7 separate regions of the Homo sapiens genome follow, and regions 1, 2, 4, 5, 6 and 7 are each linked to region 3. A link is a loop called in an ENCODE intact Hi-C map of the cell type or tissue named here. Cell type or tissue: dorsolateral prefrontal cortex. All regions are shown on one strand.

Evidence for each region. Peaks named below come from ENCODE experiments on the same cell type or tissue, not always from the same donor. Only the 100,000 strongest peaks of a DNase experiment are listed, where the experiment ranks them.
Region 1: it touches region 3 in a loop (2.8-fold over the local background); 15 of 110 quality-filtered maps call a loop at or near these places.
Region 2: a loop joins it to region 3, with 33 times the contacts of the local background. A loop is called at or near these places in 84 of 110 quality-filtered maps.
Region 4: it touches region 3 in a loop (3-fold over the local background); 18 of 110 quality-filtered maps call a loop at or near these places.
Region 5: it touches region 3 in a loop (2.2-fold over the local background); 5 of 110 quality-filtered maps call a loop at or near these places.
Region 6: a loop joins it to region 3, with 16 times the contacts of the local background. A loop is called at or near these places in 72 of 110 quality-filtered maps.
Region 7: it touches region 3 in a loop (4-fold over the local background); 31 of 110 quality-filtered maps call a loop at or near these places.

The regions. Positions count from the first base shown.
Region 1 is chr3:134,599,211-134,603,210 of GRCh38, forward strand. It overlaps KY (kyphoscoliosis peptidase), which reads right to left. Exons shown (of 11, transcript NM_178554.6): 11 at 713-4,000. It also overlaps a transcript of CEP63 not described here. Among named protein-coding and RNA genes, the nearest start is that of KY, 50 kb to the right of the region's middle. In dorsolateral prefrontal cortex, CTCF peaks have their summits at 1,814 (motif pointing right), 2,015 and 3,125; DNase peaks (open chromatin) are centred at 1,821, 2,171, 2,511 and 3,101; H3K4me3 peaks cover 1,067 bases; H3K27ac peaks cover 3,064 bases.
Region 2 is chr3:135,893,333-135,897,332 of GRCh38, forward strand. No RefSeq gene overlaps it. Among named protein-coding and RNA genes, the nearest start is that of PPP2R3A, 70 kb to the right of the region's middle. In dorsolateral prefrontal cortex, CTCF peaks have their summits at 1,968 (motif pointing left) and 2,172; a DNase peak (open chromatin) is centred at 1,979.
Region 3 is chr3:134,792,649-134,796,648 of GRCh38, forward strand. It overlaps EPHB1 (EPH receptor B1), which reads left to right and starts at 2,612. Exons shown (of 16, transcript NM_004441.5): 1 at 2,612-3,041. The coding sequence starts at 2,984. RefSeq lists enhancers at 2,128-2,337, 2,399-2,693, 2,738-2,787, 2,798-2,987. In dorsolateral prefrontal cortex, CTCF peaks have their summits at 2,407 (motif pointing right) and 2,606; DNase peaks (open chromatin) are centred at 2,573 and 3,489; H3K4me3 peaks cover 1,838 bases; H3K27ac peaks cover 1,337 bases; H3K27me3 peaks cover 1,214 bases.
Region 4 is chr3:136,040,814-136,044,813 of GRCh38, forward strand. It overlaps PPP2R3A (protein phosphatase 2 regulatory subunit B''alpha), which reads left to right. Exons shown (of 14, transcript NM_002718.5): 4 at 46-149. Among named protein-coding and RNA genes, the nearest start is that of PPP2R3A, 77 kb to the left of the region's middle. In dorsolateral prefrontal cortex, CTCF peaks have their summits at 1,995 (motif pointing left) and 2,195; no DNase peak of the experiment used is centred here.
Region 5 is chr3:134,895,056-134,899,055 of GRCh38, forward strand. The region is part of intron 1 of EPHB1 (EPH receptor B1); the gene reads left to right. Among named protein-coding and RNA genes, the nearest start is that of EPHB1, 100 kb to the left of the region's middle. In dorsolateral prefrontal cortex, no CTCF peak of the experiment used is centred here; no DNase peak of the experiment used is centred here.
Region 6 is chr3:135,501,798-135,505,797 of GRCh38, forward strand. All of the region lies in intron 1 of LOC105374122 (a long non-coding RNA gene), which reads right to left. Among named protein-coding and RNA genes, the nearest start is that of PPP2R3A, 460 kb to the right of the region's middle. RefSeq lists a silencer at 1,830-2,124. In dorsolateral prefrontal cortex, CTCF peaks have their summits at 2,244 (motif pointing left) and 2,450; a DNase peak (open chromatin) is centred at 2,244; H3K4me3 peaks cover 1,001 bases; H3K27me3 peaks cover 443 bases.
Region 7 is chr3:135,238,711-135,242,710 of GRCh38, forward strand. EPHB1 (EPH receptor B1) reads left to right here. Exons shown (of 16, transcript NM_004441.5): 13 at 2,438-2,587. Among named protein-coding and RNA genes, the nearest start is that of EPHB1, 450 kb to the left of the region's middle. In dorsolateral prefrontal cortex, a CTCF peak has its summit at 1,904; a DNase peak (open chromatin) is centred at 1,918.

The sequences.
Region 1 (4,000 bases), 190 kb before region 3:
ACTGTTCTAATAACTCAAGAGCTACTCCTTCTTTTGTGTGGAAGACTGTTTCTTCTGACTTCCTCTTAATATGCTGCCGGGTCTCCTTCCTAAGGAGAAGCATGCTGGGCCTCGTTTTTGTGGATCTAGCAGCGAGAGACATGACGAAGCCAGATTTGGGAACACAAGTTCTTTTTGTCCTTCACACTACAGCTACGAGAATGGTCTCCATGGTTACAGCAGCTTCTCAGAAATGTCTGGATTTTTCATTTTCTGTATTTCTCTAAATGTCTAGTTTATGAATAATCTGCTTAGGTGACCGGCTGGAAAGTTTCTGCATGTATATGAATATCAAGAAGTACATATTTATATACATTCAAAAGAAAAGTAGGCTGATAGGCATTTTTGGTAATTTTTTTTCTCCCACTGTAAAAATAAATTAGGATTGACTTTAAAATTTTCAAGTTAAACAAGATTCAATGAAAGAAACAGTGCCTTCGTGTTCTTCAAAGGCATGTGAACCATAGAGTGGCTGGAGCTAACCTGATTATGTTTTCTTTAATGTGAAATAGCTATTTGCCTGACATTCCATTCGCATCTCACCGTCGCATTCAACTGGCTGGGACATTGATTTTTTTCTAGGGCTTCCTTTGAACATGAAAGCATTTTTCCTGTTTCTCTCCATTTCCCACCTTGTGAGATACATGATAAGAATGAATCGATAATTACATTGTTGGATAAAAATGAATATAAATTTTATTGAAAAACAACACCAGCAACAACATGGAGAAAGCATACTCAACAGCCACCGGCCCACACAACTCAATGCACACATTATGAGAAGTAATCACCTCTTTCAATTGCCGACTACTTACTCCAAATGAAAAGAAATTATAGACCTAAGATAAACTGAGGCGGGCAATAGAGGCACACCATCTTCGAAAATTTTGCCAATAGCAAATGATGTAGTGATGCTGTTAACCCTCTGTTTGCTGCAGGCAGACCAGGATATCTCAGGAATTAATTGGTTTGGAGAGGAGAAAACCCACTCCTTCTAGTGAACATGGCATCTAAAACCTCAGACCACTGGGAAAACTTTTCTCCTTTTCAAGTCCTTTGAGAAGAGGATTTCACAAACTTTCTTGGCAACTTGTCCCTCCTGCTTAACAACAGGAAATAGTTCTTTATGTCTAGCCGAAATCCTTCATGCTTCAGTTAGTCTATTTATTTACTTTTAATCTTAGCAGGCAGTGAGGAGGCTGTCCTGGTAGGACAATGTAACATATGGGGAACTCACAATGATCATAATCAGATTGAAAATGGAGTCCAGCTGAGCTATGGCACTTCTGAAACAAGCTGGAAAGAAGTGTACTGAAGTTGTGGTTGTAGTGCCTCTGCCCACCACTCCTCCACCCTCGGTTCCCTTCTGCCCTGTGGCCTGGGGGCTGCCATCCTGAGAATTGCAAGCAGATACTTTCTGAGTTTGATCGGTTCCAATCCTTCAATGGTATAGTAATGAGTGTAGTCACAGCTGTTCCATCCAGTCCTATGTCAAGTGCTTCTGTTTCAAGAAGTTATTTCCAGGCAAAACAGTCCCATCACATCCCTTGTCTTTTCAACACACCAGGTTGTCCCCCAGGATGCCCTCACAGCTTGTGCGTGACAAAGATGTCCTCCGTGTACACATAAGGTAGCGCTGAGAAGCCACGAGAAAGCACCTAGTGATTTTAACATAAACATTTCCACAGCATTTTCAAGTTCTGCGAAAAAGCCCGGTGATAGATCAGCCTCGCGGTGTGCAGCGCCGGCAGCTCCGCACTTCGGACACCTGGGGGCGCCCGTGCCATTCCGCCGGCGACTGGGACTCGTCGCCCGGGAAACAAAGATGGGGATTTAAAGAAAAGCCTTCAAAATGCAACTCCGAATGTCTACCCTGAGCAGCATGCGTGTAAAAATTCATGAAGATTAGATTTCATTTCATGTATTTTTACTTCAGTGGAAAGAAATGCAGGTGATTTTCTGACTGCGCCTACAGCTGTCTTTACAAAGGGGGTGCCTAGTTAAACGAGAGGGAGGGGCTTGCTGATGCCCTGCGGTGCTTTGAGGGGCGGGGCCTCCCTCTCTGGTGCTGGGGACAGCTCCTATTTTGCTGGGTGGCATTCTCTGCAATGCTCCAGGATGTATTGATTAATTATATTGCATATCGAAAAGGTATGGGGGTCTCCAGCAGGACTAAGCGAGGCAGCCAGCGCGGGGTCCAGTGAGTGACATGCGTCATCGAAGGCACTTATTGTTTTGATGAAACAAACACATTTCTTTAAGCCCATAAAATCAGAAGTGTGCAAGACGGCTGTTTTCAGGGTGTAAAACTCCCTTTGTTTCCCTGTGGTGGTGCATAGCTGTTATGCCTCCGGGGCCTTTGTGCATTTTTCAGGTGTGAGTGACACGAGGCTGGCTGGGTGGCCTCGGTGGCAGAGACTGCGGAGGGCGCAGGACCTGCCCAGGACAGTTCAGCCCCCCAGGGGAGACACCCCTTTTGCTCGAGGCCGCCGGCCTGTTGGATGATGGGCACCCTTGTGAGCTGGTTCTGGGCTAGGCCACCGTGCTGGGTGGCAGTGGGGACTTTTAGGGGAGGGATCCCGGGGGATAATGAACAGAAGTGTCTGGAGCCTGGATCTTCAGTCAGGCCTGGGCAGGGAAGGCTGCTGCTGCCTGGCAGTTTCCTCACCCTGTACTCTGGATGGCAGGGGCCGGGCCCCCTTGGTTCACCTCTGTAGCCCAAGCATCTGGTACTTCTGTGAGCATTTGTTGGATACAGGGATGTGAGGGTGAGTGCCACGGAGGAAGCTATGAGGGTCCCAGCTGGCCCTGGCTGTGGTTGAGCCTGGAGGCCTGTGGAGGGGCTGTGGGGAGAGGTGCCAGGCAGTGCTGGCTCTCAGGGGTTGGGGGGCACTGAGACAGCCAGGGGCCACGGAGCTGGAGAAGCCGGGAGTTCAGCAGGGAGCATGTCTGTGTGCCAGGATGGTTCTGCAGTGGCCATGTGGGGCCTCTCTCGCCTTTCCCTCTTATCTGCCCTCGCTGAAGTCAGCCTTTCCTCCGTTGCCATGGCAACGGCAGCCTGAGGCGCTGCTGAGGGCCAGCTGGGCAGCTGAGGCCTCTCAGTCTGTGCCTGAGCAAGCAAGGAGCCCTGAGCTGTCCCCATGCAAGGTGAGACTGGAGGGGGCTGTCTTCTCAGAGAAGGGAGGAAAGGAGACGGGATAGGATGTTTTCTCCGAGACAGGCACAAAAGCTGCTCTCGTGCAGCTGGAATTCTTCCCAGCCCTGGCTTTGCTGGTAGAGACACTGGGGGCAGGCAGAGCCCTGTTAAAGTGTGAGTCTCCTCGGCATTGCCGCACTGCACTACTCACCTGATCTGCGCCCAGGTCCTTATTCAGGGCTATCCACAAGACTCCCCAAGGGCCTGGCCAGCCTCTGGAGGCTCTCTGTGGAGGTGGGGCAGGGGCCTGAGGCCCAGGCTCTGTGAGGGCCTGGAGGGCACTCCAGGCCTTAGACTGAACTACCTGCCCTGTGTACTCCTCTCAGAGCAGAGCTGGAGGTCTTACACCCTCAGACCAAGGCTGCAGCTCTGCCGACAGTGTCCCTCCCACCTGCACAGCCACAGCGGGCATGGGCTGCTCTTTGCTTTGCAGTCTCCTCACAACTTTCTGGTTGTCACATTCCTGACTATACTTAGGGATGTTGGAGACGATCAGCTTCCAGCCAGTTGTGGGTCAGCTGGCTTCCTCACCACACCCTTTTTCTTGGGCTCTTGAAGAACAAGAAGTAGCTAATGAAGAGGCAGCAGGATGCAGAAGATGATCAGGTCTGGGAGGAGAAGATAGTCCAAGATTCCCTGGGGGCTCGGAGCTGTCGAGAGGCACGGTGATATTGCTTGAAAGGGGCTCTGTGATTCAAGGACAACCCAGCCTTGCAAATCATGTCCCCTTGGGCATGGAAGAGAATTCTCTAAGCATCATGTGAA
Region 2 (4,000 bases), 1.1 Mb after region 3:
AATCTTTTCTTTGATAAGGGACTTATACCTAGAATAAAGAGCACTTAAAACTCAACAATAAAAAGGATAATAACCCAATTTTTAAATAGGCAAAGGATTTGAATAAACACTTCTCCAAAGAAGATATACAAATGGTGTGTGAATTACCTCCCAATTTTTTAAAAAAGAGTAATGAGCCCTTTGTTGGGTTTGTTTCAGGGACAGACTCTAAATCCGTATCACGCCTACATTGTTGATACTTTACTTAAACCACTTACAATGTTCTAGAGCTGTGGTGGTCCCAAAGTATGGTCCCCGAATCAAGGGCATCAGCATCCTCAGGAACTTGTTAGCAAACTCTCTGGCCCCTCTCCAGACCTACTGTATCAGAAACTCTGGGGTGGGACCCAGCAGCATGTGTCTCATTAAGCCCTCCAGGAGATTCTGATGCTCACTAAGGTATTAGATCCACTTCTCTGGGCAAGGAGGAGCATAAGGTCTCTTTCCTTAGAATAGGTCTGACTGTACTAAATTCCTACCCATCTCCACCCTCAGGACATTGGATGAGCCCTGTTCTTTCTTTTTCAATAAAAGGCAGGGCTACTTTGCTCTTTTCCATTCTTCTTACTCCATGTATTCTGTGCATATGGCTACCCACTCCCACCCCTCTGATTGTCTTTCTCCATATGGCCACCCTGGTAGAGATGATATTCCAATATTTAGGTTTGGGGAAGCTAGGAAATCCCATTTCCTATTCATGAGATCTTAGGCACATGGACAACTCAGTCTCTGACCAGAGGACACTGCATTGACATGTTGTGTATATGATTCCCAATTTGTTATTGTCCCTTGGGTATACAGCTCCCTTGAAAACTCCATGGGGAAAAGAGGTACTGTCAGGCCAGGATGGAGGCATTTTGGGTCCCTGTCTGAATGACTTTATAATAGCATCAAAACCACCCTCAACCTCTAACACCCACCAGCATGACATTTATCATAACTCCCAGGTTTATACCATGTTTACTTTGCTTACCAAACACCTACCCCTCTTAAATAAACCTAATTAATTCATTTACCCACATCTCCACCTACATGGTCAGTATGATCAGGGAGCAGTCGTGTACACAATCCTTATATGCTTATTAGGGGGGTTCTGGGAAGCTTGCAGGCATAGGCAGTTGGTCTATGGTTTCCGAGGGTCAGCAACAGAACCCTGTCACCTTAGGCAGCAAAGCTCCAGGCCTATTCCCCACAAGAAAGCAAGCCTCTTATTTAAGTCTTGATTATAGGTTACCTGCCCTCACAAGGATCATTCCTGGGGCAAACAAGTGACTTCTATCAGCCATGCTCAAGGTGTATGCATATGTGTGGATATAATACATCCAGAGACATGAAAATAAATCCCTCACTGGCTCCCTTTCTGCAACAGAAAACAGAAATAGAGAAAAACTTAACAACTGCAAGCTCAGAGCCAAGTTATCAGAAACCAAATTAAAGCTGTTGGGTATTTTTGTTGAAACATCTCTACCTCTGAAATCTAATTTCTTGCAACTTTCCATATAGGATCCTGTGTTGTATTATTTATAAGAAAATAATATTCTGGCCTCCCTTGACAGCATTTCCAGGCTGCAGAAACCACTGTAGCCATGAAGTAACAGAATAATTTTGGTAATGTTTCCATAGCTACCTTGCTTCAAAGTGAGGTTTATTCTGTTTTAAAGTCTGCTGACCTATTCACAACCTTATTTGAAGTATTTTCAATCTAATCCCTCGTCTGCCTATTATTGTCTTAATGTTCTTGTGATTTCTATATTTAAGGAGGCCTTGGATGCATAAATATATGGTAATCAGGACTTACAGTTAGATATAACAATATGATGATTTTTTTTTCTATTCTTTTCCGATGTGTATTCATCATGTCCCTCCCTTGCAACACAGGGAAACCTTCCTGAGGATTTTGGAGGTAAAGGCTGTTTAAGGTACACTGGTGCCCTCTCGTGGCCACTCTGGCCTTGGGCTTTCCTTCCCAGAAACCTCTTAGACAATTGATTTTGCAAGAGGTTAATGAGAAAGTATACCTCAAAATGCCATTGCTAATTGTCATGAGTGTCCTTGTGTCTGTGTCTTTTGCCCCCTGCAGGCATGAGGGTCTGTCTGAGTAGCAATGTAACCCTGAGGGACCCAGGCCTCTGCTCTTTCCTTCCAAGGCATGCTTCATTAATAAGAAATGCTGTTCAGGGGTTAGGCCTTAGGAAGTGACCTGGGACACACGTAAGGAGGAAGATGACAGACCAAACAACTTTCAGAAAGACTCTGAAATGAAGAAAATCCACAGAAAGAAAAGGTGGGGCTTCACCTCAAGAGAGCACAGCTTATCAAGAAAGAGAGCAAGGAACAGGTAGTACCATATGCCTTTTTAACAACTGAAAATATAAACCCCGTGCTGGCTCAGAAAGCATGACAAAGCAATCAGTAAAATCCTAATTAATTCACTGTGACTCATTTTTATTCAATAGACATAAGAGTGGGTGAATAATACATGGGCCCAGTATTGTCCAATAGAACTTTCTATGATGATGGAAATGTTCTATATCGGTGTTGTGCAATACAGTAACCACCAGCTCCTTGGCCTATTGAGCACTTGGAATGTGAATAGTGAAACCAAGGAACTGGATTTTTAATTTTATTTCATTTTGGTTACTTTAAATAGCCACATGCGATTAGTGGCTACCATATTGGAAAGCCCAGGTCTAGGGGGACAGATAACTACAATATAAGCAGAATTCATAGTATAAGCAAGTACAAATAAAGTTCCATGGTGGAAGGGGGAAATAGGGATGATCAGAAAAGTTTCAAAAAACAGGAGGCATTTGAACTAGACCTTGACGAATGGGTTGATCTTATTAGCAGAGATGATAAGGAGAGCATTCCAGACATCAGAAATAGTATGCACAAAGGTGTGAGGTGGGAAAACTTTACGTAAGTGTTGTAGAAACAGGTGTGGAGTGTCTCCAATATGTGGCTGGATGTAACATGGGAAACATTGATTGAAAGCAAGGAATGTGAAGCCTTTGATGCCTTGAAGGGTATTTTGGCTAAAATCAATAAACAGTAAAACCTGCAACAATCCCTCCACTGAAAAAGACTTGGAGGGGAAATGAAAGCCTGTTCTAATGTGGGAGAGACTGGGTTCCCAGGGGGCTAGGAACTCTGTAGTAGAAGCCACTGAAGCCATTGTGTGGAGAAACTGGAGGGAGGAGGGCCTCAAGGCAGGGTATGGAGGAAACCATTCCAACAGTTGACCCAATGAGAGATAGGGAGGGCCTTAACAAGGATAAGGACTGAGAGACTCCCATTTGGTTCCCCTTACCTCCTACACACGATGCATCAGAACTGCCATGCTGTTGTGATCCTAGTGGAACCAAATACCAGAGTCAGAGTAGTGTCATACTGTATGACATGCCATTCAGCAATCAAAAAGTAATTTCAAAATAACTTGCATTCTTTCTTGAATTTCTCAAATACCTTTGGGCTGCCTCAGGTCATCCCCCCAGCATCCTGAGGGCTGTGGCCCTCAAAGAAATTCTTTGTTCTCCCATCTACTCCCTCCATGCACCAGAGCCACTCTCGCACATTTCCCCAAAGCTGCCCAGAAAACCTTCCTGCATCACTAGGCCCTGAGCCCCCTATCCTTCCTCCCTCTCCCTTTCCTCTCACCTTCCCAGCTCTCTCTCCATCCCCCAGTCTCCATTTTCTGTCCCTCCAAATTCTAAGGAACAGTTCCCCTCGTTGTATAGGGGAGAGCAGGAAACAGAGCCCACAAACCAAAAAGAATCTTTAGGTGGCAGGGAAGGGTGAAAGCTGGGAATTTTTATAGAATCACCTGCCTCCCACCCCCCAAAAAGTGGATCTCCTACTTCAGTGTCTCCCCTCTCCTCCTCCTGCTTCTCTTTCATCTCTTTCTACAGTAATATCAAAGTAGAGTCCTTAGACCAGCAGCATTGCATCTGCTGGGAGCTCA
Region 3 (4,000 bases):
AATTCAACTCATTTTAGTTGTGCAAGTAAACATCCAGTACAGTGTTTGTGGCGGAAGGTGCTCAGTAAACAGAAGGTCTTCCCAGCATGTCTAACTAGCCGCTGTCACTCTCTTGCTGCTTCCTGCTTTGTGATTCTTCAGAGCTCTCCTCAGCACCTGACATGCCACTGCCTATTTGCTTATTATTGCCGCCCTTCCAGGACATGGTAAGACCCCTCAGAGAAGGGCTGTCTACTGTGTTCCCACAGCTAGAACAGGGCCTGCCTGAATACGTGGGTGAGCACATGACTGGCCTGGGTGTGGTTGTGGAGATGGCAAGAGGATACCCTAGGCCCAGAGAAAGACCAGCAGGGCCTGGGCTGAGAAGGCAGGTTTCAGAGAGCTTACAAAGCAGTCTGAATGTCATGCTAGAGTGGTCAGTCTCTCTTCAGCAGACAGTGAGGAGCCACTAGGTTGCTATGCAGGGAAGAGACAAGATCAAGGTTGGCTTGAGAAGGATGAGTTTGGCAGCAGAGTTTGGAGGGATTAAGGGGAGGGAGGGAAGCTGGACTGTCATTCAGAGACTCTCCAGTTGTCCAGGGGAAGGTAGTATGGGTTTACACTGGGTCAGATGCACAGGCATAGGACAAGGGCATAAGGAGGAGGACATGGCAGAGCCGGGGCTTTGCCAGACATGCCTACCAAGTGACTGTGATATAGTGAAAGGGGGAGGGAAGAGTGTGAAACTCACCCATCCATCCATCCACCTGTCCATCCATGAGGGGATGGCTGGGGGTAAAAAAGCAAGTGAAGCTGCCAAGGAGTTGCCCATGTACCCCAGGAGGACGAACTCCAAGGATGGAGTTTGGGGGATACCTCTCTTGAAAGCTGAAGAGGTAACAGAGGGAACAGTAAGAAGTGGCAAGACGGGTAGGAGGAGAAGCAGGACCATGGAAACTGGGGCCAGAGCCCCAAAAGATCTACTGGACACCAATGTCAGCAGGTGCTGACGGTGCAGGAGGATGACAGCTAACTAGGAGCAGGTTGTTGCCCAGGGTGACATCAGGTGGCTCCAGGGACATCACGACACAGCTGGTGGTGTGGAGGCGTAGAGGGCAGCTAACATGGCATTAAGGTGGATGATGAGAAGGTGGAGGTTGATGACATCTTCCCTTCAGGCACAGAGGTGGGGTAGGAGGGAGGGGAGGGGAGGAGGAAGGCAGCCTGAGTCAGAGCCAGGGAAGGAAAGAATTGTCAGGATTGGGGGACTTGAGTCTGGCTGTGGTGGAGAGGAAGAAGTCCCAGCAAAGGAGAGACTAGACACGCAGAGGTGGGGGGTGTGGGGAACTGATTTAGAAAAGCCCAGAAAGGAGAGTCATCCCAAAGGGAAATATCGCATCTGCCCACTGTTAGCTCATTAACAGACCAGGGGAAAGGATTGGTGCCTCCAAGGTGAGAGGCGTAGGAGGAGGGGTGGGGAACCTAACGGGTCATCCCTGACCCTGTAGGACCAGACTATCATCAGGTATGTAGGGGGGGCGGGAGAGGAGGGAAGGACACATCTCCAGCATAACATATAACAGCCTCAAGGTGAGTTTCTGATTTAGAACCCTTGACCATCTCCAGAAACAGGAAGATAAAGTGTAGCTGTGAGAGCTGAGCCTGGGAGAATTGCTCCTATCTCCAAGGCTGCATCCCCAGTTGCTGCCTAAGTCCTTCCCACCCACACTGAAGGCCTGGCCCACAGCAACAGTGCACCTCGCCTTGCACCGGCCTGGGAGAGCCCTCTTGCAGGCTTTGCTGTTTTATAGCTGACTGTGTGACTCCTGGTCTCCCCACGCTGAGCTGTCCTCTGGGGTCAGGGCCCTCTGTGGAAGTTCACAATGCACTGGGAAGTGAACACCAAAGGCAACCAGAGGCTTCTGCAGAAAAAGAACTGCGAAACGTTGGACAGGAAGCAAATCCGGTTCCCTGTGGACCCTGGAGCAAGTGCCCACAGGTTATCTGAACAGTATTCATTCTTTCGACGGACATGTACTATGCCTCCCGCAGGCCAGGCACTGTTCTGTGAACTGTGGATTCTGTAGTGAACAAAATAGACAAGAATCCGAAAATGGTGACCCCATTTTAATGAGGGAGAGACCCCACGATAAACAAAATCGATTAGTAAATACCAACCCATGCTAGAGAGTGAAGAGCTCTGGAGGAGAGGCACGGGTGCGCCCCTGGAGTTGCTCTAAACAGGGTAGGCAGGGTGCTCTTGTCACAGAGAAGATGAACGAAGGCTCGTTTGATCATTTAAAGCGGATCCAGTCCTGGGTGGGATGTAAGGGCACGAGGCCTCCCCAGCTCCTTCGCTGGGCACCCTATGGGGGGACAGGGTGAGTTGGGCGGGCCGCTGCGGTTCTCCGAGAGCACCACGAGGGGGAGCCCGGACCCCTCCTAGCGCCTTCCGAGCCCTCCCGCACAGCCTTGCAAGCAAAAGTTTTTCTTAAACTAACAATGCCAGTGTAAGGAGGTGCTCGCGCCTGATTGGCCGGGGGAATTTTGCAGGTTTGATTCCTTGATTGGACAGGAGGTGTTAGGGGTGGGGAGAGAGCTGATGGTGGGGGATCCCGCTCCCTCCCGCGTCAGTCTGGCCGGCTCCGTCCTCCCGTAGGCTCCGCTGTAGCTAGCAATGTGACACCAGGACGCACTCGCTCTCGCGCGCTCTCCCAGGCTCGTTCTCCCTCGCCCTCTCTCTCTCACACACGCACGCACACACCCACCTCTCCCATAAACACACACACACACATGCACACCCACACCCACGCGCGCCCGCACCGCCCCACGCGCACACACTCCTGCCCACGCCCACGCAGCGCTCCGGGAAGTCCGGTCCGGGCGAGAGCGCGAAAGGATACCGAGAAGCCACCCGCGGAGAGCGCAGCGGCGCCCTGGGACGCGGCGCTCTCCCGGCGCTGCTGCCTCGGCTTGGTCTCGGCCTGCGGGCCGTCGGCCGGCGATGGCCCTGGATTATCTACTACTGCTCCTCCTGGCATCCGCAGTGGCTGCGATGGAAGGTAACGTACCCTCCACGGAGCAAGTTGGCTGCTGGTGCCGGCCGCCTTGGGACTGCTGTGCTCCGCGGTTCGCGGGGTTCCTCTGGCTGCTTTGCGGTGCAGGCATCCCGGGACCCGAGGGCAAGGAGGTTTGGGAGCCTCGGCCGCTGCCGAGCGCGGGGCTTGGGCGGCACCCACCAGAGCGCCCCCGGCTGGCTCTTAGCGCCCGAAACTGGCTCGCGAGTCCCCCGGCTTCCTCGCCCCGGCACTCCCTGGTAGCCTCGGTCTCCCGCAGCCCCCGCTCGGAGAGCTCGGAGCCCGCTGCATTGCGGTGCATGCTCCTTAGCTCTGGGGCAGAGCCAGAGCTGGGCGTTGGGGAGAAAGGGGTGCCTCTGGCCATCCGGCTCCTGGAGTACTGGCGCCCGTCTGCTCCCAGGCACGGATACGCTTCTGAGCAGCCGCGCGCCACCTCCTTTTCTCCAGCTCGCAGTCCACGGGCTAGTGGACTCTGCTTGGCGTGCAAGCACTGCGCGCGGGGGCCGGAGAAGCTCTGCCGTGGTATCCCGCAAGTGGCCGCCGAAGGAGAGGGGTGGAGTTCATTGGCCGTACCCTTGGGGACCAGTCTGGTGGTCCGGGCGCCTGCGGGACTGCAGGTTTCCAGGGTCAGTCGGGGAGAGGTGGAAACCCTTTTCGCCTCTTGAGCCTTGGAACAGGAGTGGGCTGGGGTGAGTGGTCGGTCCTACCTAAAGTCTCCCAGCCTCTCCACCACCCCGGAGAGGATACTCGGCGGCCGGGAGTCGTCGGGCAGCGTCACTCTCTGCCAGCTCAGACTTGGCGGTGCCTCCGGCTTGGTGGCTGGGAAAGCGCGCTCCAAAGACACCGTGCCCGGCGCAGCGGGGAGCCTGGGCGCTCGGTAGCGCTCGCGAATCCCTGTGGGAAATCCCGGCCCAGCTCCCCGCCTCCCGCCCCTTCCCCCGCCT
Region 4 (4,000 bases), 1.2 Mb after region 3:
CTTCATTCCCTGTTGGCTTACCCTGTATGTGTTTTCTATTTGCAGGTCTGTGGCTGTCCTCTCTATTGGAAAGCCCCCATGTTCAGGGCTGCAGGGGGAGAGAAGACAGGATTTGTGACAGCACAGTCATTCATTGCCATGTGGAGAAAGTAAGTATGTGAGCAGTCTCTCTGGAGCTAGGCAAAGAATTGTGTGACCCTCATGACATGCTTTCTAAAGGTCACCTATTTTACTCATTTATACATTTTCCCTTTACTCTTTATATCAACAAGGAAAATTCAATGATTTACAACCATTTATACTCACATACAAGTTCTTTGCCACAAGCCTTTATCTAACCTCTTTAAAAAACAGTAAAGCAGATCTGCAGAAATCTTTCTTTAAAAACTATTTGATAGTTTATTAGTTTTACTTGGTTTTTCTTGTTTTTTTTTTTGTTTTTTTTTTTGTTTTTTTTTTTTTGAGACAGAATGTCACTTTTTTGCCCAGGCTAGTGTGCAGAGACCTAATCATAGCTCACTGCAGCCCCAAACTCTTGGGCTCAAGTGATAATCCTACCTCAGCCTCCTAAGTAGCTGGGACTACAGGCAGGCACCACCACACCTGGCTAATTTTTATAGAGACTGGATCTCACTCTGTTGCCCAGGCTGGTCATAAACTCCTGGCCTTAAGCAATCCTCCCAGCTCGGCTGCCCAAAGTGCTGAGATTATAGGTGTGAACCCCACACCCAGCCACTTTTACTTGTTAAATTTGGGTCTCAGGATTTGAATCTGGCAGCAGTGAAATAAGCAAAAAGGAACTCCCCTTTATGGGGGGCAAATCAGATGTGTCACATGGGAAATACATTTTCATTCCCATAGATCCAATTTAGAATTATATATAGTTGATTTGTTAGAAATACTGAATTCTAATAGATTTTAATCATTACCTTTTGAAAGCTCCAGTTAAGGAACTGAAGGACTAGTATATTTATCAAGCTTTTCCTGGATTCTAACATTCTGACAAATTTTCTTGAATTCAAACCCAACATCTTTCTTCTTTATCTCTTTTTTCTCCCTTCTTTCTTCTTTAGGAGTTATTTTTTGGTATATTTATACATCTTAGCTAAGTATCACAGCTTGCCCCTTCTGCCTCTTTTAACTGATCAGCACCCTTGTTATGCATGTTCTTCTCGCCTTTTCTGAGCTAAATATCCTTCCTGGTAAACTATTGGGAAATGCTACTCACCTATTGTTATTATTATTTAACATCAACCTATAATAGCAGCAGATTGAACAGACAGATTCTTTCTAATTTCTTCATTTCAGCTAAAAGCCCTTAATAGGATAATGCTTGAGAATATAGTAGGTGATTAATAAATGTATTCTTATTTTTAAAAATCTAGCAGCAGGTCAAGTTCAAGTTCTTCATACATCACATTAGAACTAAAGAGTCTATGTTGGTGGAGGGTATTCTCATAAGTGAGAACTGAACAATGAGAACACATGGACACAGGGAGGGGAACAGCACACACTGGGGCCTGTTGGGGTGGGGTGAGGGAAGGGAGAGCATTAGGAAAAATAGCTAATGCATATTGGGCTTAATACCTAGGTGATGGGTTGATAGGTGCAGCACACCGCCACAGCACGTGTTTATCTATGTAACAGACGTGCACATCCTGCGCATGTACCTTGGAACTTAAAAATAAAAAAATTTTTTTAAAAAGAGTGTATGTTGGTGGATAGATCATAGCCACCACCACAATAGCTGTATTTTATTCAGATGAATTGTTTAAATTTTATCTGTAAGGAAGACATTTCTGCAAAACGCAAAAAGCGGGGGAAAGACATGAAGTACAAGTCTCCATTTTGGTTAACTGCAGGAAAATTGCTTATGAAGTTATATAGCATGAGCAACTATCCCTGTCTTTTTTTCATCAGAAAAATTCTATGAATAGATAAGTGTGTCTCTAAATTAAAGTGTTATTTTACAGTCAGATATTAAAATGGTTTGAGTGCCCTCTAGTGGAAACTCCTCTTTGAGCTCTTAAAATGTCTTTTAAAAGCCAGGGTGCTTGAAGGGAGCCCCAAGTGTGGCTATTTTGGGAGACTAAGCAGCTAAACATGGTGGTGTGAGTTACCACGTTGACCTTGGAGAAGACGTGTTTAGTTTTGTAATTTTTTTTTTTTGTAACATTTGCATAAAGCAATGTGGGCTCAAGTATAGTATATTAAAACTTTCAAATAAAAAAATTGCTAACAGGTAATTATACAGAATTAAAACATTTTGGAAAATACATATATATGCTGATTTGCTCCAGTAGCTCTACATAATCTTAAAAAAAAAAAGAGTCAAATATAAAAGTCATAAGAATATAGGGAAATGGCCGGGCGTGGTGGCTCACGCCTGTAATCCCAGCACTCTGGGAGGCCAAGGTGGGCAGATCCCGAGGTCAGGAGATCGAGACCATCCTGGCTAACACAGTGAAACCCCATCTCTACTAAAAATGCAAAAAATTAGCCAGGCAAGATGGCGGGCACCTGTAGTCCCAGCTACTCAGGAGGCTGAGGCAGGAGAATCGCGGGAACCCAGGAGGCGGAGCTTGCAGTGAGCCGAGATCGCGCCTCTGCACTCCAGCCTGGGTGACAGAACGAGACTCCATCTCAAAAAAAAACAGAATATAGGGAAATAATTTCTCTCATGTCAGACTGCTCATGGGGTGGAGGCCTCAGTATCTCTCCTCCAAAGGGCTCTGTTCCACTTCCTTTCCCTGTGCCGCTGCCCATTTCATGTCTATACTCTGACATATATTCTTCTTATAGTCAGGACATTTTTAGGAGAAAGACATTGCTCCATAGCATTTCTTTTTGAGGTCCTAGAGTATCAGCTTTTGGGCAGAACTCATCTCAAATGGAATCAATAATATTGCTTCAGCTTTATTATGCTTTACTTTCTTTTACCTTTTCATATCAATGTATCATTTGTCCATTAACAAAATAACATTTTGTCCTAAAAGTTCTGAAAGATGCTAGTTTAGAATAGCTATGCTTACCTTCATTCTTTAGCTTTCATGACTTTTATCATCTTTTCTCCTGCCATAGAGTTGACCAGCCAGTAACACTGGCAGAAAATTGTAATTCACCTTTTCTTTCTATTTCACAGCAAAAGACCATTTCTGATTTCACTTTGTCCTCTCAGAGTAGCTCTCATCTGTCATGTCTCTGCTGTTTTTATATCTTACTATTCTGTTTTATATATATAAGTAGTTCTTTTGAAAGACCTCACTGTTTTTCTATTGTGATCATCCCACCCATTTTCTAATCCTGAGAGGTGGCTCCTATTAGCATCTATTGCGTGAATCTTTTTCTGAAACATGTGTTTATTTAACTTTAGGAGCCTTAAGCATGTTGAGGAATGTTATGGAGAATAAGTATAAAAATCATAGTATAGCTCTAATAAGCACAAATGAAGTATACATCTGTTTGATCAAAAACATTTTCTTATTTTTCTTCCTTAATCACTTGTTGAATGCTAACTATATGCCAGGTATTGTGTCTGGTCTTGAGGGCGGTTGGGATACAAAGAAAGTAAGACAGTTTTATACCCTGTAAGGAGCTTACAGTCTAGTGAAAGAGTTACACCAAGCCATGTGTGCTGGCTTGCACCTGTAATCCTAGCTACTTGGGAGGATCGCTTGAGCCTAGGAGTTTGAGGCTGCAGTAAGCTATGATCATGAGACTGCACCACAGCCTTGACAACAGAATGAGACCCTGTCTCAAAAAAAAAAAAAAAAAAAAAAAAGACAAGGATGTTAAGATGGCCAAGAAGACACAGCCAGGGAGAGCTTCTCTTTCCTACCAAGAGAAACCAAAATATTGAGTAAACCAGCATACTTTGAACAGACCTTTTAAGAGAAAGCACTGAGAGTCAGTGGAGAGATGATGCAGTCACTGAGGCTGAAGAGGGAGGAAACTGAGAACCCTGCATGGGCTCTGAATGGCTCCTAAGGAAGGGGTGAAA
Region 5 (4,000 bases), 100 kb after region 3:
CTTCTACTTTAATAATCACTTTCCTCTCTTCTGGAGATTTGCAGTTTAAAAGATGTGATTTATACAAAATTAATGCAAAATAGGAGTCTACATTAGGAGAACCCCAGTGCCCTCTGCTTTTCCCTGCTTCCTTTCCACTGCATTGAGGGCCACCTTGCTCTTTCCAGCTCAGCTTGGCCCCAGCAGTTGACACCCACAGAGATCCACACCGTCTTGATCTTGTCTTCTCATTCTTTATTTGCTGGCTCACCAGATAATCTGTGAGTGTAACATTTTTCCCAGTCACAGAGAGTCAGGATCCAGATGGACACAGGGGTGGTCTTGGTGTCCTGTGCAGAAGGAGTGTGTAGGAGAGTGAGTGGCTATCCTTCCAACATCACGCAGAGAGAAGATGAGCTGGGAGAGAATCATCTCTGTTACCAATGCATTTTTTCCACAAGGAAAATAAGAAAGCCACAGCTTTGAAGTGGAAATTTTCCAGGCTTGGATGAAGCTAAAAATTAAAATATGGTGCTAGGACCTTTTACGTGCAGATACAGAATCTGAAAACATGCACTTTTCCAGTTAAAAATGCTCAAATATCTTCCCAGCACTCATGTAAGCAAAAGTGAATTCTGTATTTATAAGCTCTAAGAGGAAAAGCCACCCGAATGTTAAGCAGGGCAGCTTAAATTTCTATTCAAGTTTCAACTGCTAGAGAAAGTGGGCTGATAACAGAAGAGCGAGCCAGGTTTATCTTCTGCATTTTGAAAAGGATGGACAGGGTGAAGGAGTTTATGCAATTCAAATCCAAATTGAAATGAGCATGGGTCCCTTCATAAGGCTGTCCTCTACTTTTCCCTTTAGTTACAGCAAAATGTCCCAATTTCTGTAGCCTTTGCCAACCCATCTCTGGACTGGCAAACAGGCTTGAAGATGAGTTAGGGGCTGGGGAGAAGCAAGGAACTAGAATATTTCCTTTGACTCCCTCTTTAGTTTTCTTCACACATCTGCCAGCAGGGAGGTGTAGCCTTCCTAGGATCAATGGGGAGATGAAGAAATAGAAGCATTTTACAGGTACACCAGGACACATATTGTGGCATGTTGAGGCCAGGGGCTAAGCTCTAACTAAGATGCCACCTAGATCACCGAGACCTCCAGCTGCTCACGGGCCCATAAGCTCCTTCGTGCCCTCCCTGCAGAAGTCATCTCAGACCTGTTGAGCTGTATTTGACTTGAGTCTTCTGGCTGCTGAGCTTGTTCTTTACCAGTTTTCCTTGGCCTTGGCTGCCCTCTTCCATAATCTGGTGCACTGGATGTGGATTGCCTCATCAGCACAAGGGGGACAATCACAGAACCTGTCTCATAAGCTTATTGAGGATTAACAGAAACACTGAGACCATGCCTGGCACACGGTGAGCACCCAATAATGGTTGCTCTTGTTGTCGTGAATATTACTGTTATTATTCAGACAGTGATTATTTCCACCCCCACTGATGTGTTGTTGCTGACCTTTCTCTTTGTGGAGTGACCTGATGATTTCCTCTGCCAAGGGCCTGCTCCTTCATCGATGGCCCCACTAAGCATGCTGGTCTCCACTGTAAATCTCAATGGCGCTAACCTTCTCCACACCCTGCTCTCTGCTCTGAAGCCTTGGCTCATCAGGGATAATTCCCTGAGGTGCCAGGTTCAGGGGGAAGCCCTGCTTGGGCAGATTTGCTGGAAAGCACCACAGGTTTGGTGGTGACAGAAACCGCAATCTGTATGCCGACTGCGGCTATTGTCGTCAGGCCCTGCCCAAGAGCCCTTGGGTGTCCAAGCGAGTGGAGGTTGGCGAAGGGTGAGCCTAGTGGCTCTGCCTCCTAATGGCGAGCAAGGGAGCTGGATGGGGGTCCCTCCTGGTGAGTGTCATGCTCCTTGCGTAATATCTGCCTGTCACCAGGGGGCTGTATGGAGTGTGGGCCTGGGCCACACAGGGCCCTGCAATGAGATGACTGATACTTGGAGGGTTTTTCTGAAAAGCAGAGGGCAGAGGTGATCCATGATTCTCTGCCACAATCAGAGTTAAGTCAGGGAACCTGGGGCCCAGCCCAGCCCTCTACCATATTTATTCCTGAAGGGCAGTTATCTTCTTGGTCAGCACATCATCTGTAGGGTTCTGGAAGAGTCCAACCTTATTTTGGCCTGGGGGGCCTTGAATGGCCACAGCATCTGTAAGGAAGGGATACCCCAATCCCAGATCCTTTCTAATCCTCTGGACTCAGACCTGAGTCTCCTGGCAATGTCATTCTTGGGTCAGGGGTGAGGGAGGGTGGGGAAAGGAGCAACTGCTGGTGGGCAAAGAAAGGGCCAGTGAAGGAGCGGCCCTGCAGGGACCCTCAGTGCAGGCCAGCAAAGCAGGGGTTGGTTACATCACACGCAGGCCTCTTAAGGCGCTCCTCACATCACAGGTGTGTTCGATCTTCTGGCACCATCTTTTCTTCTGCCCAGGATATTTTCTCCACGGGTCTTTTCAGGGCCACAGCTCATCCACAACTCAAGGTGGCATTTCCTCTGGGCAGCCTCCCCTGACCACCCACTTTGAAGTGGCCAGCCCCCGTCATTCCCTTGCACTGTTGATTGGCATGTTGAATGGATGATGGATGAATGGCCACTTCTCCCTTTGGGGCCTTTATTCCTCCTCACACACCCTCCTTCATCTTGGCTTGAAAACCCTAGGATTGTCTGTGAAAGAAAGACCGTGCCTGGTTGTGGACATCAGCCCAAGTGGGCTGTGTCTGCACTCCCTCCATGGGGAGAAACATCTTTCTGCTCTGACAGCTGGGGCTGTCAGTGCTGCGACAAAGGGTGGAGGTTAAAGCCCTTCCATGGTAGCTCTTCTTCCTACTGGGAGGAGCCCAAGCTGTATGTGGAGTGTAGCACCCCCCTGTGTTTCATCACTAAATAATCCTTAGGTTCCATGATGACTTGGGGCCTCTCTGATTAATCCCAGGAAGGCAAATAAATCAATGTTATCTCTTGGGCCAGCTGACATCGATTCCGGAGTCTGTGGGGTGGGCTGTGGTGAGAGGGACCTTACCCTAGGTGGATGAGTGTGCCTGGGAAGGCAGTTGGGGGGTGACTGCACATGGGCCAAGCGTTTTGTGATCCCAGCGAATCAACTTCATGGCCAGCCTCCTATAAGTTACACTTTTATATTCATCTCATCACTCCAAATATCATTCCTATAAATGGATGTCATTAACAGTCCCATTTTCAGATGAAAAAAAATCACTTGATCATGATGACACCAAGTGCTGCTCATGGCAGGATGGGGCTGAGAAGCTGAGTGTGTAGGATTTCCAGCCCAGTCTCCACTGACTCCTCTTCATCTAAAGGAGGAGAGCCTGACCTCCTTTTTCTGACCCTGTCATCTAAAATCCAAGCCCTATCGAATGGCACTGATTCAGCTTCTCTCTGTACTTGGTGGCAGGCCAACCCCCATGCTCCCAACTCCCTGGAGACTCCAGACAAGTGACGGTAGAGTCTGCACGCTAGCAGGTGATACAGGGCTTCGGCACAATCTGTAGTCTGGAAGCAATTTTGTGTTTTCTAGGCACCCATCTGTGAGAGGAGAGCAATGTCTGTACAGGGTCTGTTTGCTTATGGAGGAAACAACTGCTGCTCAGGAGTGGGAATGTCTGCCCTGTCACGTGTGTCATTTCGTTTTCAAGCAGAGGAGTTCCAGGGATCCTCAGGACATGGATCCAGCCTTCAGGGGAGCTCAGCTTTCAGGCCTTGGGAAGCACCTTGACATTTTCCTTCCACATTGGAATGAAGTTTGTGCAGTGCTGGGTGTGCTGTGGACCAGCCTGGAGCTCAGGCCTACCCTGGAACTCTGACTCTAGGCAGTCTTCAGAAGACCTCTGCAGCCTCCACTTGGAGGGCAGGGAGTGGGGGTGGAGGGCACTGTCGGGGAGGCATGGTCTGGAGGATGTCATGTGTCAGTTCTTGATTGTCTCCCAATAGATGAGGAAAACAT
Region 6 (4,000 bases), 710 kb after region 3:
CAGAGGAGTTTCTTCTCAGATTCAAAGTCTGAATCTTGCTCATTCTGCACAAAAGGTAACCTGAATGGTGTAAGGGCCCAAAGAGCTGCTGTTCCACTAAGCCAGAAACATCAAGCCAGTACTCACCTTGGGATCAGTGGTGGTGAACACATTGGGGCTGACAGATTGTTTCAGCTAAATGCAAATTCACTGAACTAAAAGCCCAACTAGGACCAAACCAAGCACAAAGATGGCCGCAAGACCGTGAATTAACTCTGCCTACTTCTAGTTCTCCTTAGTTATAGCTCAAATGTCACATCCTCAGAGATGCTATCCCTGCTGAGCTTAGCTAAAGTAATGCTCCCTTGCTCAGGTCACTAGCTACCCCACACCTTACTTATCCTTCCTCTTAGTGTTTTTAACTCTAGAAAAATATCACTTTATCATTTATGTGTTTATTGTCTGTCTCCACCCATGAGAATGTAAGCTCCATTTTTCCCATGCCTAGAATGTCTGGCACATGGTAGGCATTCAATAAATATTTGATGAATGAATGATTGAATAAATTTGTTAATTTGCATTGGCATCTGGGGAAAACACTTCAAGCTCTAGACAAATACACAGGTTTCTCTTCAACTTAAGCACCTGGGACAGTAGAAAGAGGGACAAATAGCTAAACTGATAGGATGGCATTAGAAAATGGCATCAGAAAATGGCATCAGGATTAATGCAGGTGGTCACTTTTTAAAAGCTCCTTCTTAGAAATGGTAGCCTTCTTCTATTCCCATGGGAGGTGGCACGACCCACTACAGGGCATTTAAGTATGCCAGTAGAAGCTCAATTTAGTAGTTCCCTAAATTGTAGTAGGTCGAAGCTACAAGGGAGAGAGACAGTGGTGGGAGGGCGCCCTGGGAGAGCGCACTAAGGAGGAGGTGCAGTCCAGGGATGGTCCCCGTGACGCCCAGCAGTGACAGCAGGCAGAGCCCTAGGACCACAGTAGAGTGGCTGCTTGTGGCCCTCACCTGTTGGTTTATTATTCTCATCAGCAGTAATGGAGGTTCCCCCAAGAGCCACACTCTCTAGCCTGCCTTTCAGTGTGGGCAGAGGCAGGAGAAATAGTATGCATGGCTAGTGCTTTTTTGGATGTCTGCACCCCACTGGGAATCATTTCCATTTTGCTTCAAAATTTAAATAAATAAAAACACAAATAAACAAAACAGAAGCTCTCTGATGCGGATGAGAGAGTCATCCCTTGCTCATTTTTGTATTCCTAGAAAGAACATAAACCATACACGATCTTTTCCTGTTTTTTGGTACAGTTATTGCAGGCTGGCTTTTCTCATTCTCTTTTGAATACCTCGAGCAGAACACCCCTCGTGTTGTTAATGACTTCAAAGATACCGGGTCCACTGTGCGGCAAGTGATAAAAATGTACACAGCATGTGTTGGATAAATTAATAAACTCTCCAGAGCCTCAGAGTCCTCTGGCCCAGCAGCACCGTAATGAAATGTTATTCTGAAGTGGAGGAGGTGGGAAGGAGAAGGGGAGCAGTATTTAATATATGCAAATTAACTAGTATGCAAATTGCCACTAAGTTAAAAATAACGGACTGCGAGAGAAACCTATTTTTTAAGCAGCTTGTTTATTCATTAGCCTAATTTCCATTATCAATCCTTCTGTTTTCTTTTTTATTAAGTACTCACATTTGGGGAAGTTTGCTTCCTACAATTTGTTTTGCTCCAAAATCCATAACACTGGTAAGAACAATCACCATACATTAGCTTTTCTTGGTCTCATTCTTGATTTTGCTCCTAGCTTTCAATCCCTTTTTCTCTTTCTTTCTTCCTGCCCCTTTCCTTTTGCCGTTTTCTCCTATCACTTTCACTTGCCTTGTTTCTCTGGCACCTTTTGTTTCACTGCTGAATGCGACTCCATGAAGCATCAGGCAGGGGCGAAGAGAAGCCTCCTGTCCTATGAGGTCTGACTCCAGGGACCTGTTCTTCCAGCCACTCGCCCTCATAGGTGGACTCGGATGCAAAAGGCACCAAAATCCAGCTCCCCTGCACCTCAGGGCGTGTGCTACCATTATCCCTCTCCCAGCAACAGAAAAGCCAGAACAATGCACGCCCTGATTCGGGTCTGTATATGGCCTGCTCTGTGTAGAGACAGACCTTACACAATGTTAAAGACAAATTGGCAGCCAAAATCCCCGTCTTTTGTCTCAAGAAGCATCTACCTTGCTATGAGAGAGCTCTGGTGCCCCCGAGAGGCCGAGAACGGTACCGATTGCTGGGCCGGTTATGGGGAAGGCAGGAGGCTGGAGTACAGCGTACACAAAGCCCTGGGCAGCAGCGTGTCCAGAGGGGAGATCCTGAAAGAAGGGGTGCCCTTGAGCAGCTGGGGAGGGGACTCAAGAGAACATGCTTTGCCAAAGCTGCACATAGCTTGCAAGGCTAGTTTTTGTTTTAACCGTTGTCATTTTTCACAGGGTTTGTAATCACATAGTTATTACGAAGCATCAAAATTATTTTTTAACAAGAGGTTCTTGGTACATGGTGCTTAGCTGTAGCTGTGCAAAGCTGTTTGTGCCATTCCAGCTCCTAAGGGATGTGCATCTTAGACACACAAGCACATACTCTGAGGGGCGGTATCTCCTGGTGTCCTAGAGAAGCTGTGGCTGAGACCCACGGTGGAGAATCTCAAGGCTCGCCCTGTCAGGAGCCCTGCTCCACAGCAGGCTGTGCTGCAAGTCAGCTGCAAGGGATTCAACATGAACACAAATTCCCAGAGCAAATAACTCTTAACTCCCTCTCCCTCCTGAGTTCCCTCAGTTGCTATTGCTTATAACTCTCCTGGGAGACACACTATGTCAGAATAGGAACCACATTTTTCAGGTTTCAGCTCAAGGTCAGAGCTCTGTCATTCCCCTGCTAAAGTACCTATTACTCAGGGGCAATGATGTCAAATGTAAAAGGTCACACTTTGGCAGCTGCTAGGGATCGTCCACAGACAGGCGGTGGCTGGGGAATGAATTTGCACCAGTTCCTTAAACTCCAGCATGTACTGCAATCTCCCATTGCTCTTAGGGCTAAAAATGGTGTCAAAAGGCCAAAGACCTGAAAGAGGCAGATGATACCAGAAACAGTCACTGACACTAAGCTCAAGATGGAGTCAGAAAGATAAATCATTATTATTTAAGCTCTGCACGTTTTAATACATACTCTCTTTGCAATATTTCCATAGAATGAGGAAATAAATCACCCTGCTCTTGACATTTTTAATAACTTTAAGAATGTGGTTAGGGTAATACTTAACTTTATTGACATATTGTATGGTTCATCTGTCTCATCAAACCTCAATGAAACTTCAATGAATATTAACTGAGGACCCCTAATGTATTAGGTACTGCCTGAAAAATCTCCCAAACAGTCCCTATCTGCCCTCCAGGAGTTCTAACTTATTGGCTTGACTCCTGTCTGTGGAAATCAATAGCCCACAGGGTAAGGTTTTATGGAGTTGGGGGTAGGGACTGTTCAGATTCTAGCTGGAGGATTTGGTTCACTGGGCATAGGAACACCTCTTCTTAGACTCTGGCTATTTGTCCTCAGGTTTAGATGCCTTTCTTGAGCAACACAGACATGATGAATGGGAAGAAGACAGACCCTAGTGCCATTCAACAACTATGCCTCAAAGATAGTAGATGCAGCCTACTGTCTGTGATGTGTATGCGACATTGTTCTTCCTGGTCCCCTGCTTTCACAGAACAGAAGAGAGGCCTAGAGTGGACCTTAAACTCACCAAAGTCACATAACTAACTCTTTTATGGCAGAACAAGGAGTAATAACCAAGTGTCTTGATTTTCAGGCCAACTCCCTTTTCATTAGTAAATGATAATGGTGGTGTATTTTACAAACGGGTAGGGGAACAAAAGGAAAGGGGGTCAAATAATTCAAGTGCTGATAATGATAATATTTAACCCATTTCTCTAGGATTCGCTTTTTGTCACCTTGGATTCTCAAA
Region 7 (4,000 bases), 450 kb after region 3:
CACAATCTGGTTCTCTGTCTCTGTCTCTCTCTCTCTCTCACACACACACACAGTATACTAATTAAACTCCAATTCTCTCCTACCTCACTTAACCCAGGTATTTTGAGAAAACCAAAGCCCCTCTTTTCTGGGGGAGCCCAGGCCATCTCGAGGTGTGACAACAGCACCTTCCCTAATGGCAACACACAACTTGGGGTCTCTGCACTATCAGACATTGACCTCCAGGTGTTTGGTAGCTGCTGCTTCACTGGATGAATTCTTCACCTCTCTTCCCAGCCGTGGGGAACATGTTGATAAAACCAGTAAATTCATTCATGTTCTGGGGGATGATGAGAACAGAGAGTCTGGCTGCAGCCACAGCCTAAGCATGCCCTCCAGGCATTTGTCGTGTAGCTGGCATTTGAGCTGAGGACATCTCCCCCACCACAAAAGCCTGCCACCATCCTCAGGGGAAATTAGGACTGTCTTCTTTGCAGAAAGTGGGATGTGTGCCTGGGGAGGTCCAGCCTGGTTGCCTTTATTCCTCCCAGGCTCCAGATAGGAAACCAGATAAAAATACACTTTGCTGTTTGCTCCTTTTTTTTTTCTGCCTAGCTCGGGTTAACCATTTTTACATTTTTACAGTATTTTTGCTAACGTCAACCATGTATCTTTGGTGACTTGAGCAGATTGTAAGAATGGGCAGTATAAAAATATCCTCTTTCAGTGGAGGCATGAAGTAAATGAGGAGGGGAGTGAGGGAGCTGCCGTCCCTGCTCTGTGCTGTTACTGCTGCAGCCAGTGGCTTCATGTTCCACGTAGTATGGAGAGAGACAGAGCCTAAGCATGGAAAAAAGCATGAAAGGGTGAAATCCTGGCATTTGGCATGAAAAACTGAAAAGGGGGGTCATATTTGCTATAGGGAGTGATGAGCTTTTGAGGACAGCCTTGGCAAGAACCCTGTTTAACAGCTGTAATTGGCACTGATGCTGGACAGCACAGGCCATGCCAGCTGTCTGCTCTATGCTCACCTCCCATTACTTCTCCTTCAGGAACTCCCTGCTTCAGCCATTGTGGATTGCTTGTATGTCCCAGCCTCTCTCTTATCCCTGGCCGTTGAGAAAGCTGCTCTCTGCCTGGACTTCCCTCCTCCAGTCACTTTGCCTGGTTAACTTCTACTTGTTCTCTAGGGCTGAGCATAGTGAAAATAATAGTTAACACTGGGCTGTGTAGGTGCTGATGAGAAACTGAGGCACAGAGAGGTAGGTTACTTGCCCCCGCCGCACAGGTAGAAAGAGGCAGTACTGGTATCCAAACCCAGACAAAGGCTCCAGGAGTTCTTAACCACCACCAGAAACTGCTTCTCTAACAGCTCCTGCCTGCCTTCCCTGACCCTTCCCTGTGTTGGGGAGTCTCCTCTGGTTTTCAGAACACCTTGTACCCACTCTCATCTTCACCTTCCCTCACTTTTCAATGTTTTTAACAATATATTTTAAGTTTTTGTTTTCTTGTCTGTCTCCCCACTGTCCTGTTCAGCTTGAGGGCAGGGACACTGGCTTATTTCTGGGACATCAGCTTCTCAGCAGGACCTGGCACAAAGTGGTGCTTATTGCCTATTTGTTGATGGGATGGATGAATGAGTGGATAGATGTGAATCCCTTAGGTAAACAAAACTGGCTAAGGTCTGGCAGACAAGCTGAGGGCCAAGCAGAGAGCCAATTTAGAAACTTCCAGTGTGGGATTGGAGGCAAGAAGGAGAAACAAGCCTAAGAGTGGCCCTGTAGAAAAGAGCATCTCTAGACTCTGGAATCTTGACCTCCACTGAAGGGCTGGCAGGACAGCCAGCATGTAGAAAGACCACAGCACTGGGACCATTCAACCCTCATGAAGCTCAGGGCTATCTGCATGCTACAGAGTTAGGGAAACCTGCCCCCCAGAGGTGGAATGCAACAAAAATGGGGCAGAGGGCAGCATAGCATGACCTTGTAGTGGCAGGGCTCTCCAGGAGGCATGCTTCATCACTCTTCTTTCCTTTTGTACCATTGCAATTCCTTCTGACCCAAATGTGTTAGCTTTTACATTGCCAGGGAGCAAAGAAAACCATAACTTGTTTCTCATGTAGCCAATCTCAGGTAGTTCCAGTGAGTTTTATGACAGTTACACTCTCTCCTCCCACCCACCTCCCCTGCAGCAACATTGGAACCCACATAGAGGGAACCAGGGCACATGTGGCATATCCACATGAGGCTAGAAGCCAGCACAGGCATGCTGGTCACCTTGAGCTTCTCTAACTAGGCACAGCAACATAGCTTGTGCACGAAGCAAGAATAGCCTGTCTGTCATAATTCACAAGATATGGGAGTGAGAGTTTGGAAGAATGTGCATGCCAAGTTTTTTATTGCCTGCCTTCAATCAGAAACCTGATTGTTGGGCTGACCACGGTTTCTCCTTCTTTCAGGGAGGGAAGATCCCTGTGAGATGGACAGCTCCAGAGGCCATCGCCTACCGCAAGTTCACTTCAGCCAGCGACGTTTGGAGCTATGGGATCGTCATGTGGGAAGTCATGTCATTTGGAGAGAGACCCTATTGGGATATGTCCAACCAAGATGTGAGTGTCAGCAGCACTTGGTCACCACAAACCCCCATTGAAGGGATCCCAAAGGCAGTAGCATACCAATTCCTCCTGTTTTCAGCTCACGGCCTCATAATCTGAACCTGCAGTGTTCAGGGTAGGGGATACAGGGACACCCTTAGCATGGATGTTGGAACTAATCAAAGAGCCCAGCATGGAGGTGTGAAAGGCCCTATAACCACAAAGCCTGTAGAGGTGCCAAGGCCACAGTCTCCAACCCAAGAGACAATGGGCTGTTTCCAAATGGCTGAGGACCATGAATAGATCAGCCCCAAATTAAGCAGTAAAGTCTACCCTGCTTCTAAGTGTTCAGGTTCTGTGTTTTCCTTCCCTGTGAACGACAGAGGGGAAGGAGGCACTGGACTGGGGGCCAGGGCCTGGGTTCCCATCCTGCTCTGCCTCTGACGGCTATGCTCCATTGAGCCAGTCGCAGTTTCTGTGTGGGACTTGTACCTCTTAGCTTTAAAGAGAGTAATTGGAAAGGGCCCTTCTTCCTTGAGAATTCACTCTTCTATGATCCCATATCACCTATCAGTGAAGGAAGAGGTGGAAAGCTTTCCAAAGCTGGGCAGCTTCAGATGGGCCACAGGAGAGGGTCCCTGTCTGTGGGGAGGTCAACACTCCCCCAGGATGCCCTCAAGGGAAAAGGGTGAGAAAGGAAGAGATGGGTCATCTAACATGCTTTAAATAGAGGCTTTTTGGAATGTTCCACATGAGAACCTTTGCTCCATACTTACTAAAAGGTGAGGAAGCCTTTTTCGGATGATTTGCTTTGATAAGTCTCCAATGAAAAGTCCTGCCTGAATTTCAACACTGCCTCTCACCCTCTCCAGGGACCAGGCCTCTTTTGTGTTTTGCATACATACCCTCCCGTTGGAGCTGAGAGGATTACAATTTGCAAAGCTGCATACCTATGTTCTCTGCTTGCCCTTCCCATCACTTTGGGAGGGGGCAGTTTTTATCCTTCCCAACTGACAGCTAAAAGAGAAAGAATGGTCCCCAGTTCAGATCTGAGTCCACTGGCAGCCAGCCACACTGTAACCCCCTCTGTGCTAGGGTGGACACTGAGGAACTTGTCAGCTATGGAGTCAGCAAGCCTTCTATCCTGTGAAAGGTTTAGTGCCATGGCAGCTGCTCGGAAGATTGAGAAAGGTGGCAACTTCCCAGAGAGACTGTGGAAAGAGGAGCTGGGGTACTTCTATGACAGTACTCCCTGTTGCTATGGGCAGAGTGGCTCCAGCCTGGAGTGGGTGAAATGGCTGCACCATTAACCGGGTCCTGAAGTCAACTATGGCTGGTGTCTAGGTCCTCTATTATCTGGGATTAGCAACACCTTGCCTCTGCTCCTGAAGCACATCAAATCAGTAAGCGGTGGAGTTAGTGCAAAGC